Regions from separate parts of the Homo sapiens genome. Here regions 1, 2 and 3 are each linked to region 4. Evidence: chromatin contacts called from ENCODE Hi-C or POLR2A ChIA-PET data. All regions are on one chromosome and are shown on one strand. The core of a region is the stretch at or near the end of the contact, and the rest is flanking DNA. Distances in the headings are between cores, read along the strand shown. Region 1 has its middle 420 kb from the start of HS6ST1. Region 2 overlaps WDR33 (WD repeat domain 33). Region 3 holds the start of POLR2D (RNA polymerase II subunit D). Region 4 has its middle 86 kb from the start of HS6ST1.

Region 1 (3,134 bases), core at 343-2,842, 500 kb after region 4:
GAGCCAGCAGGGGAGTGTCTCCCAAAGGGGTGCTTTGCTAAGGATTTTAGAGAACCTGGTGTGCTGCCTTGATGCTGGTGCCCAGGGGCTCGCTGCCCACTGCAGTGGTGTGGTTCCTGTACCGGATCTGCCCTGATGGTAGAACCTGGCCCTGCCATCCTCAGTGGATGTCTGTTGCAGATGCCACAGACCCAGAAGCATGCCTGGATGATACGGTGGGCTGGTGTGTGACAAAAAGCATTTGCTAGGCACAATTAAGCCGGCTGAAAACTGCAGAAGGGGCAACTAACCTAATTAACAAAGCAGCATTAGTCTGAGGGCTTTACAGAAATTAATTGTTGTTATACAAATGCTGAGCTAATTGAGAATAGGTCTGATTAATTTATCAGAGCAGGTCCTCGTGGATCCGCCTTAGAAACACTATCTTGCAGGCGGCTCCAGCCACAGGGATCTTTACATCACCAGCACTGGTCTCCCCTTCCATAGCTTAACATAGTAGCTGCCTTTCCGGGCTTGCTTTATTTCCACCTTGCCTGTTAGTCTGATGCAGGACTCTTGGGCTCTTGGCTGTGATGGGAAGAAGGTTCTGGAAGCAGCACTGCAACTCTGAGCTGGCTAGATCTCAGAGTCAAAACCAGACGACACTGCCGGTGTCTTTTTCACTTCGCTGCAGTGGTCTTAGATTTAAAAGCCACACACATCAGAACTAGTTTCTGATGGAATCAACTCATTGAGTTGGAAAAATTATAATTTAACATTACATGGAATTTAAAGTCTCTATTACACATAGCGGATGCACAATCAAACACGGTTCATTCTTGCCTCCCCCTCTCCCCTGCCAACTCCCCCTCCTAAGTGATGGGGCAGACAGCACAAAGGGTTCTTGAGTTTTGAATGTTGGGAGTGTGTCTGGAAGCCTTGTTTTGTTTGCAGCAGTCGTGGCCGCACCTGCGGGCCCACACCTTGTGGGCAGTTTCTTGGTGCGCGAAAGGCGTAGTGCACCCAGGTGCAGGGCTCTGCCCTGGCGCCCTCCTGTGACAGTGCCGGGAGCGGCGGGGTGCGGGGCACCGCCAGCTGTGGTCTGTCCCGGTGACTGGTTTCTTCTGAGTGTCTCAGTTCTGCAAGCCATCGTAGCAATGGGTCCTGACCGTGTCTCTGAACTGTCTGGCAGGCGGGCAGTGTGTCACCCGCTTCCCTGGTGGTAAGTGCGGCCAGGAGGATGCGGCCTGTGGATCCTCCCCGGACCTGTGAGCAGCAAGCCTGGGACTGAATCTGTCTGCATCGTTAATCACCGATTTGCTATCTCTTCCTCCACAGCATATCACTCCCTTTCCTCTGGAGGAAAAATGCCTCATGATCTAAAGCTGAAGGCATCTTTCATAATGAAGTGCTTCCTGTGCTGATTCATGCGTCCCCTTTGCCCTCGCGAGTCCCCTTTGACATCCTCCACACACAGAGCGCGACAGGAAACGCGTGTCCTCTGGTTAAGCCACGCTGACTTCCCTGAGGGTTTGGTACCACAGTTAGCACTTTTTGGATGAGGAAGATGAGGCTGAGAAGGGCGCCCAAACCGACCTCCCGGCTGCAGGAGTGTGCGGCCTGAAGGGAACCCCGGGGAACTGCGCAGGCTTTGGGAACCACGCAGGCCGGGTGCAGACGCAGCTGCCCTGCCAAGTAGCACGTGCTCCTGGGAGAAAGATTGCCCTGGGGGAGACACTCAGCCCAGCCCTCAGGTGAACGGACCAGGCCACCAGGCCAGTGGGGCTGAGGGCGGGGAGCCCTGAAGAGGAGAAACCCCGGGATCAGATCTGCATTTTGGGACTTCATGGCAGGGAGGGGCACGGGTAAAGACCCACACGGTGAGGTGGCTGCTGAATTATGGTCCTGAAGGTTGACACAGAGAAGCCAGGATGGGAACAGGGGCTGGAACTGACAGACTGGGATTGCGCAAGGAGAGTGAGGATGAGGGTGACGCACTCGAGGGTGTCCTCGGACCCCAGAACATGATATCCAAGCGCGGGGCTTCCACAGACAGCATGAGTGGGTTCTGTGCAGTGAGACTTTCAGGTCGGAGCCTAGGTGTGGGCGCGGAGGGGCAGCAAGGCCCTGGGGACCCGGCCCTCCCTATCCTCACACACCGTGGTCCCCAGAAGCCTTTTGCTTCACGCCAGCTGCCCCAGGGTGCAGGATGGCCCCCGCCTTCCGAGGTCTTAGGTTTAGGAGGACACAGAACGGAAGGAGAAGGAGGGGCTCCTTCTGGGGGGACTCTTCCTTTTATTCTAGAAGCAGCGCCCTCCTCAGGGGCATTGGCGTAAAAATCATTGGCTAGGCTATTTCACGGCCACCTCACTCCGCCAAGCCCTAGGCAAACGGGAATCTTTACCCGGCCATATTGTGATTCCGAAGCAGCTTGGAATTCTGTCATTAAAGAGACACAAGAAGGAATTCTGTATAACTGGCCGTGTCGGCTCCTGGGGAGGCCACGTTGGCTCGGGCTAAGTGTTCAAGATGGTGTGGTGCAGTGAGTCAGGGGCCCTGACCGGGACCACCCGTAAGTTAAGTGGGGCGTGTGGTCTTCAGGGCGCACAGGTGGAGATGCCACTACATGGTCGCATGTGGGTGTCCACAGTGCAAGAGAGGCCCTGGGCCAGAAACCCAGCCCTAGGCTGTGCCTGTCCCCTGGCCATCTCTGGCTCGCCCTCCCTCCTGCCTTTTCTCTGTCCCTGGGGATGGTTTGCAGGCTCAGACCGCATGTCTGGATTGGCAGTCTCATTCTGCAGGCTCTGCAGACCTAGAAGAACAAAATGCTACCAAAGGAAGGATGCAATTTATCCATACAGAGGCTAGTTTGGACATATGGGAGGAAGTCTGTAAGGGTAGTTGCTTGTCTCTTTTGGATTTCAAGGGCGAATGGAGCCCGGATGCTGGCAGCCCCTCCTGCCCAGCGCCTTGGTTCCCGGGGAATTGAGCCTTGGCTGCTGGCTCAGCCTCCTCTGAAACCAGCAGCCCAGGGTTGCCTTAGAAACATGGCCTGGTGTGGCAAAGCCTATCCCGGGGTCTTTCGTGTTTGTGTCCTTTGAAGCCTAATTTAATCGGTTCCAAATTCTAGAACAAGAGTTCTCTCAGGGTAGCTG
Region 2 (2,728 bases), core at 95-2,594, 480 kb before region 4:
AGACTAAATGTTCTAGGCTTAGAAAATGACTCTAAAACTATAATTCACAGGGAGGGCAGCTTTGGATGATGCTGGTGTAAGATTTCTTCAGTTTTGCTTTTAATGTCAAGACCATGGTAAAATGTTTTAAATGGCTCAGGTAAAGTAAAAAGCATTAAAAACTGTTAAAGCAGAGGAGAAGCTTTTACAGCCAAATTGATCAAGAGAATAAGCAGGAGTTAATCAAGGATCATTTCAATTGGCGGCAGCACATCCAAGTATCTGGGTTATGTCTAGATTTAGAGGTACTTTAAACAAGGGATGCAGGAAAATGCTCATCAACAATAAAGCTGAAGCTATAAGGAAAACATGAAAGTGAGTAATATCTTTTTTCCTGAGACAGGGTCTCATTCTGTCACCCAGGCCTGGGTGCAGTGGTGCATGGCTCATTACTGTCTCGATCTCCTGGGCTCAAGTGATCCTCCTAACAGGGCCTCCTAGGTAGCTGAAACTTAAAAAAAAAAAAAAAAAAAAAAGTGCTCACCTTAACTACTGGAATTATCTGGATAGTATGTTAGCTGTGAGAAGAAAATAAAGCAAGATTTTCATATGCACTCTTTTGATGAAAGATTTTTAAAATTTCTATAAGTATTAATCATATCTACAAGTACAAAACCAAAAATGTGGCCGGGCTTGGTGGCTCACGCCTGTAATCCAGTACTTTGGGAGGCCAAGATGGGAAAATCTCTTAGCCTAGGAGTTTGAGATCAGCTTAAGCAACATAGTGACATCTTGTATCTATTAAAAATAAAATAAAGTTAGACAGGCATAGTGGCATGCAACTGCAGTCCCAGCTACTCAGAAAGCTCAGGTGGATCGCATAAGCCCAGGCAGTTGAGGCTCCAGTGAGTTGTGATCGTGCCACTGCACTCCAACCTGGGTGACTGAGTGAAACGGTCTCAATAAAACAAAACAAAATAAATAAAATGATGATGAAGAAACACCATAAGGGCAGGTGTGGTGGCTCGTGTCTGTAATCCCAGCACTTTGGGAGGCTGAGGCAGGTGGATCACCCGAGGTCAGGGGTTTGAGACCAGCCTGGCCAACATGGTGAAACCCCGTCTCTACTAAAAATACAAAAATTAGCTGGGCATGGTGGCAGACACCTGTATTCCCAGCTATTCGGGAGGCTGAGGCAGGAGAATCACTTGAGCCAGGGAGGCGGAGATTGCAGTGAGCTGAGATTGTGCCACTACACTCCAGCCTGGGCAACAGAGTAGGACTCCACCTCAAAAAAAAAAAAAAAAAGAAATGCCATAGTGTTGACTACTTCCTCTTTCAAGACAAGCCCTCAGCAACTGTGCCAAACCTTAACCTTTACAATTATCACAGTCCTCAGTGTTTCTCGTCAGCAAGAACTGAAACTCTCCATCATACTGAGTCTTTCAAATACCTTTCATTTCACAGGCTTTTTTTTTTTTTTGAGACGGAGTCTCACTCTGCCACCCAGGCTGGAGTACAGTGGCCCAATCTCAGCTCACTGCAAGCTCCACCTCTCGGGTTCACACCATTCTCTCACAGGCTGTAATTTCTAATATCTGCTTCTTCTTAAGTCAAAAATGTTATCAGCTTATTTCTCATTGTAGGAGAACAGGCATTTGTGGGGAGGGAGGGACAGGGTCTCATTCTGCCACCCAGGCTTGAGTGCAGTGGCGAAATCTTGGCTCACTGCAGCCTCAGATTTCCCAGGTTCAAGAGATCCTCCTACCTCAGCCTCCCTGGTATCAGGGACCACAGGCACACGCCACCACACCCAGTTAACTTTTTGTATTTGTTTTGTACAAATGGGGTTTTGCCATGTTGCCAAGGCTGGTCTCAAACTCCTGGGCTCAAGTGATCTGCCTGCCTTGGCCTCCCAAAGTGCTGGGATTACTGGCATGAGCCACCGCACCCAGCTGAGAACAGACTTTTTTTGAGTCAAAAATATAAGGGAAGGCCAGGCACAGTAGCTCACACCAGTAATCCCAGCACTTTGGGAGACTGAGGCAGATGAATCACTTGAGGTTAGGAGCTCGAGACCAGCCTGGGCAACATGGTGAAACCCCATCGCTACTTAAAATACAAAAATTAGCCAGGCATGGTGGCACGTGCCTATAATCCCAGCTACCCGAGAGGCTGAGGCACTTGAGAATTGTTTGAACCCGAGAGGCGGAAGTTGCAGTGAGTCGAGATTGTAATCATTGCACTCCAGCCTGGGCAACAAGAGTGAAACTCCATCTTAAAAAAAAAAAAAAAAAAAAAAAAAAAATATATATATATATATATATATATATATATATATATGTATGTATGCATACATATATATGTATGCATACATATATATGTATACATACATATATATACACATATATATACACACATATGGAAAAAACTATCTTTAAAACAGCTAATTTTATTTCTTTCAGAGGTTAAAATGTAAAAATAAATAAAACAGCTAATTCAAAAACTGAAGGTATTTTACAGTAATTGATTTAATGATTCACCTGCTAGAATTTAAAAAACTACACAAAATGTCTAGTGAATACTCTTGATAAATTTTTGTTTTAATAAACATTTCCACCCAGAAGACCCTTGGGAACTTACATTTGCATGGCACATTAAAACCTAAAAACTGTAAAACTAAAAATGTTCTAAAAAATCAGATTGATGGCAAGGCACGGTGGCTCATGCCTATAATCTCAGTACTTTG
Region 3 (2,810 bases), core at 241-2,740, 380 kb before region 4:
TACAAAAAACACATAATAAACATTTTTTCATTTTTATATTTTTTATTTCTTAGAGGGTAGTATTTCCGTTTTAATTTTAAATTTATTATTTTGCCAGGCAATGGCTCACATCAGTAATCCCAGCACTCTGGGAGGCCGAGCTGGGTGGATCACCTGAGGTCACGAGTTCGAGAACAGGCTGGCCAACATGGTGAAACCCCAGCTCTACTGAAAATACAAAAATTAGCCGGGTGTGGTGGTGGGCACCTGTAATCCCAGCTACTCGGGAGGCTGAGGCAGGATAATCACTTGAGCCCAGGAGACGGAGGTTGCAGTGAGCCGAGTTCGTACCACTGCACCCCAGCCTGGGCAACAGAGTGAGACTCTGTCTCTAAATAAGTAAATGAATGAATGAATAAAAGAATAAGATAGGTCAGGTGCCGTGATTAACTTAAGCCCAGGAGTTTGAGACCAGCCTGGGCGACATAGTGAGACCCTGTCTTTACGAAAAAAATTTTTTTAATGGGCCAGGTATGGGGGCGTGCATCTGTGGTCTCAGCTACTTGGGAGGCTGAGGTGGGAGGATAGCTTGAGCGGTTGAGAGGTTGAGGTTGCAGTGGGCTCTGATCATGCCACTATACTCCAGCCTCAACAAGAGGGCGAGACCCTATCTCAATCAATAAATCAATAAATCAATAAAGTGTAAGACAGCTGTATACATTTTCAAGTTTTTGAGCTGAAGACCTCATCCCTAGGAATACCCTCCCCAACCACTTAAAGTGCGTGCGTGAGAAAACTCAAGGCTGCCAAAATAATTTGTTCCAGCCAACAGCTGAAGATAGGACTCTGTCTCTCTGCCTCTGTGGGAGGGTAGGGGCCTAACTTCGACAGGTGCGCCAGTCAACAAACCAAGCTGCGTTCACACGGACCAATCCTCCTCTTCCCGCTTTTTTACATTTCTCACTTCCCCGACTCCCCCGAGCTCCCGCTCACCACATCCTTATTCCCTAATTCTCCGTTAAAACGCCCAGAGGTTCTGTACTAATCGAAGTTGAGTTCGGTTCACGCTGGGCTCTTTTCCCTAGTGCAACAGTATATTACTGTTTAAAAATCTGTCCTTACCACCTGAGTGTCCGGCTTTGTTTATCTTTGACACAGGTCCCCGGAACTTCGCAGTTTATCACATAAAATAACCCAGTTGCCCAGGCGGTCCCTCCCAAGGCCATGGTCCCTCCCAAGGCCATGTTCCCTCCCCAGCCCCACGCCGCGCTGGGGCTTGCCCAAGCCGCCGCTGAGGCAGGGCCTTGGGCGAAGCGCGCATAACGCCAGGCCTGCGGCGACCACGCGAAGTGGCGCGGGGGAGTCTGGCAGCCCCGAGCCCAACCTTTAGGAAAGATGAGCTGTGAGGCGTCCTCCTCTACGTCGCCAGCCCGCGGATCGCTGCCACCCGCCGCCATCGCCGCGCCGCGCCGCGCGCCACCACCAGCGCCGCCGGAAGCAGAAGCGCGGAGCAACGGCCGCGGAAGGGGCGTGGTCTCGGGAGGGGCCCCGAGGGGTGGGCGGGGCCGGGAGTGCGAGCCGGACGGGGCGCAGCGAGGGGACCGGTTGGTGAGGTCCTGGAGGCTCCCCGCCACCGAGGGGCGCCCTGCACTCCCTCTCTTCTCCCATGCTCCTCGCCGCGCAGACGTCCTGGGGCAGGTCCCTACGCCTTTCTGGACGGAGGAGGTCAGATGAGATGCAGGAACGCCTGCTGATGGAGAGCAGGGCAGCCGGCTCCGAAAGTACCGGGTCCAATTTCCTTCACCGACTTAAACTTCTAAAATTTTATTGATTTGTGGTGGATTATCTGATACTTCTGAGTACGCGGACAATGATATTCAGAGGCTTTTACCACACGTCTGTTGGAACATTTGGGTGATGCGTAGAAAATTAAGCAAATGACGGCCGGGCGCAGTGGCTCACGCCTGTAATCCCAGCACTTTGGGAGGCCGAGGCGAGGGGATCACCTGAGGTCAGGAGTTTGAAACCAGCCTGGGCAACATAGTGAAACCCTATCTCTACTAAAAATACAAAAATTAGCCGGGCATGGTGGTGGGCGCTTGTGATCCCAGCTACTGGGGAGGCTGAGGCAGGAGAATCGCTTGAACCCGGGAGGCGGAAGTTGCAGGGAGCTGAGATCGCGCCACTGCACACCAGCCTGGACGACAGAGTAAGACTCCGTCTCAAAAAATATATTAAAAAAAAAAAAAAAGCAAATAAAAAATGATGCTGTTTTCGACACTGGAGAAAACAAAAGGTTGTACAATAAGGTAAATAATCATAGCTTATTAGTCAACAATATCTTAGCTCATTAGTCAACAATGTTTAGATGGTCATATTGTAAACTCTGTTGATTTAATAAAAAATGAATTGTGCCGGGCACGGTGGCTCACGCCTGTAATCCCAGCACTTTGGGAGGCCGAGGCTGGAGGATCGCTTTAGCTCCGGAGTTGAAGACCAGCCTAGACAACATAGTGAGACCTCGTCTCTAAAAAATACAAAAATTAGCCGGGCGTTGTGGCGCGTGCCTGTAGTCACAGGGATCGGGGAGGCCGAGGCGGGTGGATCGCTTGAGGGATGCAGTGAACTATGATTGCCTCACTGCACTCCAGCCTGGGCAACAGAGACCCTGCCAAAAAAAAAAAAAAGGCAAAGTCCAGGCGCGGGGGCTCACGCCTGTAATCCCAGTACTTTGGGAGGCCGGTGGGGGTGGGGGGGGCAGATCACCTGAGGTCAGGAGTTCGAAAGCAGCCTGGCCAACATGGTGAAATCACGTCTCTACAGAAAAAAAA
Region 4 (2,980 bases), core at 226-2,725:
CAAGTGATTCTCCTGCCTCAGCCTCCCGAATAGCTGGGTTTACAGGCGCCAGCCACCGTACCCAGCTAATTTTTGTATTTTTAGTAGAGACGGGGTTTCACCCTGTTGGCCAGGATGATCTCGATCTCCTGACCTCGTAATCTGCCCGCCTCGGCCTCCCAAAATGCTGAGATTACAGGCGTGAGCCACCACAATCGGCCTGTGGTGTCTTTTTTTTTTGAAACAGAGTCTTGTTCTGTTGCCAGGCTGGAGTGCAGTGGCACAATCTCGGCTCACTGCCACCTCCGCCTCCCAGGTTCAAACTATTCTTCTGCCTCAGCCTCCCGAGTAGCTGGGACTACAGGCTCGCGCCACCAAACCCGGCTAATTCTTGTATTTTTAGCAGAGACCAGATTTCACCATATTGGCCAGGCTGGTCTTGAACCTCCTGACCTCGTGATCCGTCCGCCTCGGCCTCCCAAAGTGCTGGGATTACAGATGTTCGCCACGGCGCCCGGCCCTGTGGTATCTTTTTTTTTGAGATGGAGTCTCACTTTGTCACCCAGCCTGGAGTGCAGTGGCGCGATCTCGGCTCACTGCAACCTCCGCCTCCCGGGTTCAAGCTATTCTGCCTTAGCCTCCCGAGTAGCTGGGACTACAGGCGCGCACCACCATGCCCGGCTAATTCTTGTATTTTTAGTAGAGACCGGCTTTCACCATATTGGCCAGGCTGGTCTCGAACTCCTGACCTCATGATCCACCGGCCTCCGCCTCCCAAAGTGCTGGGATTACAGGTGTGTGCCACCGCACCCAGCCCTGTGGTGTCTTTTTAAACAACAGAACTTGGGGCTAGGTGTGGTGGCTCACGGTTGTAATCTCAGCACTTTGGGAGACCGGGGCAGGAGGAGTGCTCGAGCCCAGGAGTTGGAGACCAGCCTGGGCGCTCTCACAGCTCACTGCAGCCTCGACCTCCTGGGCACAAGTGATCCTCCTGCCACAGCGCCTCCCAAAGTGCTGGGATTACAGGCGTGGGCCACCGCGCCCGGCTAAAAATCAGTCTTTTCCTTTGGCTTCTGGTCTCTTCGCCTCGTTTAAGAACTCCTAGCTGCGGCCGTCCGGACTCTCCCTGGTGCTGGTGGAAGTTTCTGGGGCGCACTCTCATGTTGCTGCCTGGGGAGTCTTGCACCCCACAAGTGCGCCTCTCTCCTCCCGCGTGAGGCTGGGGGGCCGGCTTGGTTGTGCAGGGGAGAGGAGGCCCAAGGGGCTGCGCCCGGTCACCCGCGCGACCACCGCGGGCCGAGGCGGGAGCGCGGCGGCGGCTGTGGCGGAGTCACCTTGCGCTCTACCTCCCTGCTCTTCCCTTCCAGGCGAGCTTGGGGACGAGGAAGGCCGAGCCCGGCGGCGCGGCCCGAGCGCCCGCTTCCTCGCCAGCATTGGGTTCCCTGAGGGGCCGCCCTGCCCCGCGTCAGCCTCTGCAGCCTCCAACCCTCCCGGGGAGCACAGCGGGACGCTGGAAGCCCCACTGCCTTAGGAGGCCGTTCTCGGGAGGGCCGCCCCGTTTAGAAGATGGGAAAGGTGCAGAAAAAGAAGACCAATAGACGATGTCCCCACTCGCACACAGGGCCAGGTTCCCTGCCCGCCCTGCCCTTCGCTCTCCCGGCGGCGACGGCCGCGCGACCTTTCCGGGGACGGTCTCGGGAGTGCCATGGGGTCCCTGGGGCTCGGATCTCGGCGCCCGCGTCTCCGCCGGGGGCGACCCCACAGCCAGGCTCCTTCTTCGGCACAGAACCCGCCTCGGCTACCGGCCTCCAGCCCCCTTTCTAAATTCCTGCCGGCCTCGGGGTTCGGGTGACAGGGCCCGGGGACTGGGTGGCGAGGAGAGAGGACAGGTTTCCTCCGGTCGGGCGGGGTGGCGCGGCTGCGCGAGGGGTTCTGTTTGGAGGGCAGCGCGGAGCCCTCTGCTGGCCGCGGTGGGGACCGCTGGCTCCCCTGAAGTCACCAGGCCGGCGACGCTGCAGCCAGTCCTTCCTCGTCCTCCTTCCTCCCTGTGCAAAGGTGGGCTCAGTACCACGTGGAAATCACCGTGGCACAGGCACCAGGTGGGTGGGTTTGAGAAGCTGTGCAGTGTCCAACATCCTGTTACAAAGGAATTGCAGGTATTTAAGAATTAAAGAAAAACTATTCTCTTTTCTACTTACGTGTATCACTTTCTCAAACGCCAGCTGAGTAATTAGCATATACGTGCTTGTTGGGTGGCTTGGACCTAACTACTTAATAAATGCACCTGCCAGGTGTTGCCTGCGCCTAGGAGGCCCTGCAAATTTTCGAAGACACGGAGGGCTCCATGAACTGAAGTTGGGAACTGGAGGTTCCCAAATTTAAACATTAACATCTTCCTCAGGAGGGTGGCCACAGGTGCATTTTGGCAGTTCCCTTTGGTCAGGCGGGACACCAGAGGGGCCTGATGTCAGGCAGGAACTGGAAGGGGTGGATGTCTAAGCTACCTTTGCCCTGCTGAACCCTGATGGGCAGCATTTCTTTTCTGAAAGCAAAACTCAAAAGAAGAATTCAGGCGGGATGTGAACTCACCCCTGTAATCTCAGCACTTTGGGAGGCCAATGCGGGCAGATCACCTGAGGTCAGGAGTTCAAGACCAGCCTGGCCAACATGGTGAAACCCTGTCTCTACAAAAATACAAAAATTAGCCAGGCATGATGGCAGGTGCCTGTAATCCCAGCTACTTGGTAGGCTGTGGTGGGAGAATTGCTGGAACCCAGGAGGCATAAGTGGCAGTGAGCTGAGATCGCGCCATTGCCCTCCAGCCTGGGCAAATAGAGTGAGACTCCGTCTCTAAAAAAAAAAAAAAAAAAAAAAAAAGAGGAATTCAGGTGTGCATTTTGTCTATACCCACGTGGTGTTGACCAGCCTGTGAAGTGTACTTGGGCCTGAGAAAAATTGGAGAAACAACAGGACATGGATTTGCTGAAGGCTTCACACTGAG

What was found. A loop is a pair of places that touch in the nucleus more often than their neighbours do. ChIA-PET counts read pairs that join two places held with the same protein, here RNA polymerase II (POLR2A). Pooled maps may share reads with other maps.
Region 1: a loop to region 4 is called in a pooled map, with 2.5 times the contacts of the local background. The contact joins two enhancer-like sites. A Hi-C loop is called at or near these places in 1 of 50 pooled maps. POLR2A ChIA-PET finds 5 or more read pairs at or near these places in 2 of 52 experiments (H1 and HEK293T).
Region 2: a loop to region 4 is called in a pooled map, with 5 times the contacts of the local background. The contact joins two enhancer-like sites. A Hi-C loop is called at or near these places in 2 of 50 pooled maps. POLR2A ChIA-PET finds 5 or more read pairs at or near these places in 2 of 52 experiments (activated T-cell and naive thymus-derived CD4-positive, alpha-beta T cell).
Region 3: a loop to region 4 is called in a map of K562, with 7 times the contacts of the local background. The contact joins the promoter of POLR2D here to the enhancer-like site in region 4. A Hi-C loop is called at or near these places in 1 of 168 maps with a recorded cell type or tissue (K562), 8 of 37 single-sample maps with no recorded cell type and 13 of 50 pooled maps.

What each region holds. Positions count from the first base shown.
Region 1 is chr2:128,733,564-128,736,697 of GRCh38, forward strand. No RefSeq gene overlaps it. Among named protein-coding and RNA genes, the nearest start is that of HS6ST1, 420 kb to the left of the region's middle. RefSeq lists an enhancer at 906-965. Within about 2 kb of position 1,593, at least 4 of the 41 ENCODE cell types and tissues checked have a DNase peak (open chromatin) inside an H3K27ac peak, as active enhancers do.
Region 2 is chr2:127,748,392-127,751,119 of GRCh38, forward strand. The region is part of intron 7 of WDR33 (WD repeat domain 33); the gene reads right to left. Among named protein-coding and RNA genes, the nearest start is that of SFT2D3, 48 kb to the left of the region's middle. Within about 2 kb of position 1,345, at least 3 of the 41 ENCODE cell types and tissues checked have a DNase peak (open chromatin) inside an H3K27ac peak, as active enhancers do.
Region 3 is chr2:127,856,665-127,859,474 of GRCh38, forward strand. It overlaps POLR2D (RNA polymerase II subunit D), which reads right to left and starts at 1,491. Exons shown (of 4, transcript NM_004805.4): 1 at 1,364-1,491. The coding sequence starts at 1,436. It also overlaps the pseudogene LOC107985803. RefSeq lists an enhancer at 926-1,095 and a silencer at 1,326-1,635.
Region 4 is chr2:128,231,761-128,234,740 of GRCh38, forward strand. No RefSeq gene overlaps it. Among named protein-coding and RNA genes, the nearest start is that of HS6ST1, 86 kb to the right of the region's middle. RefSeq lists silencers at 1,277-1,476, 1,797-1,986 and an enhancer at 2,027-2,116. Within about 2 kb of position 1,476, at least 23 of the 41 ENCODE cell types and tissues checked have a DNase peak (open chromatin) inside an H3K27ac peak, as active enhancers do.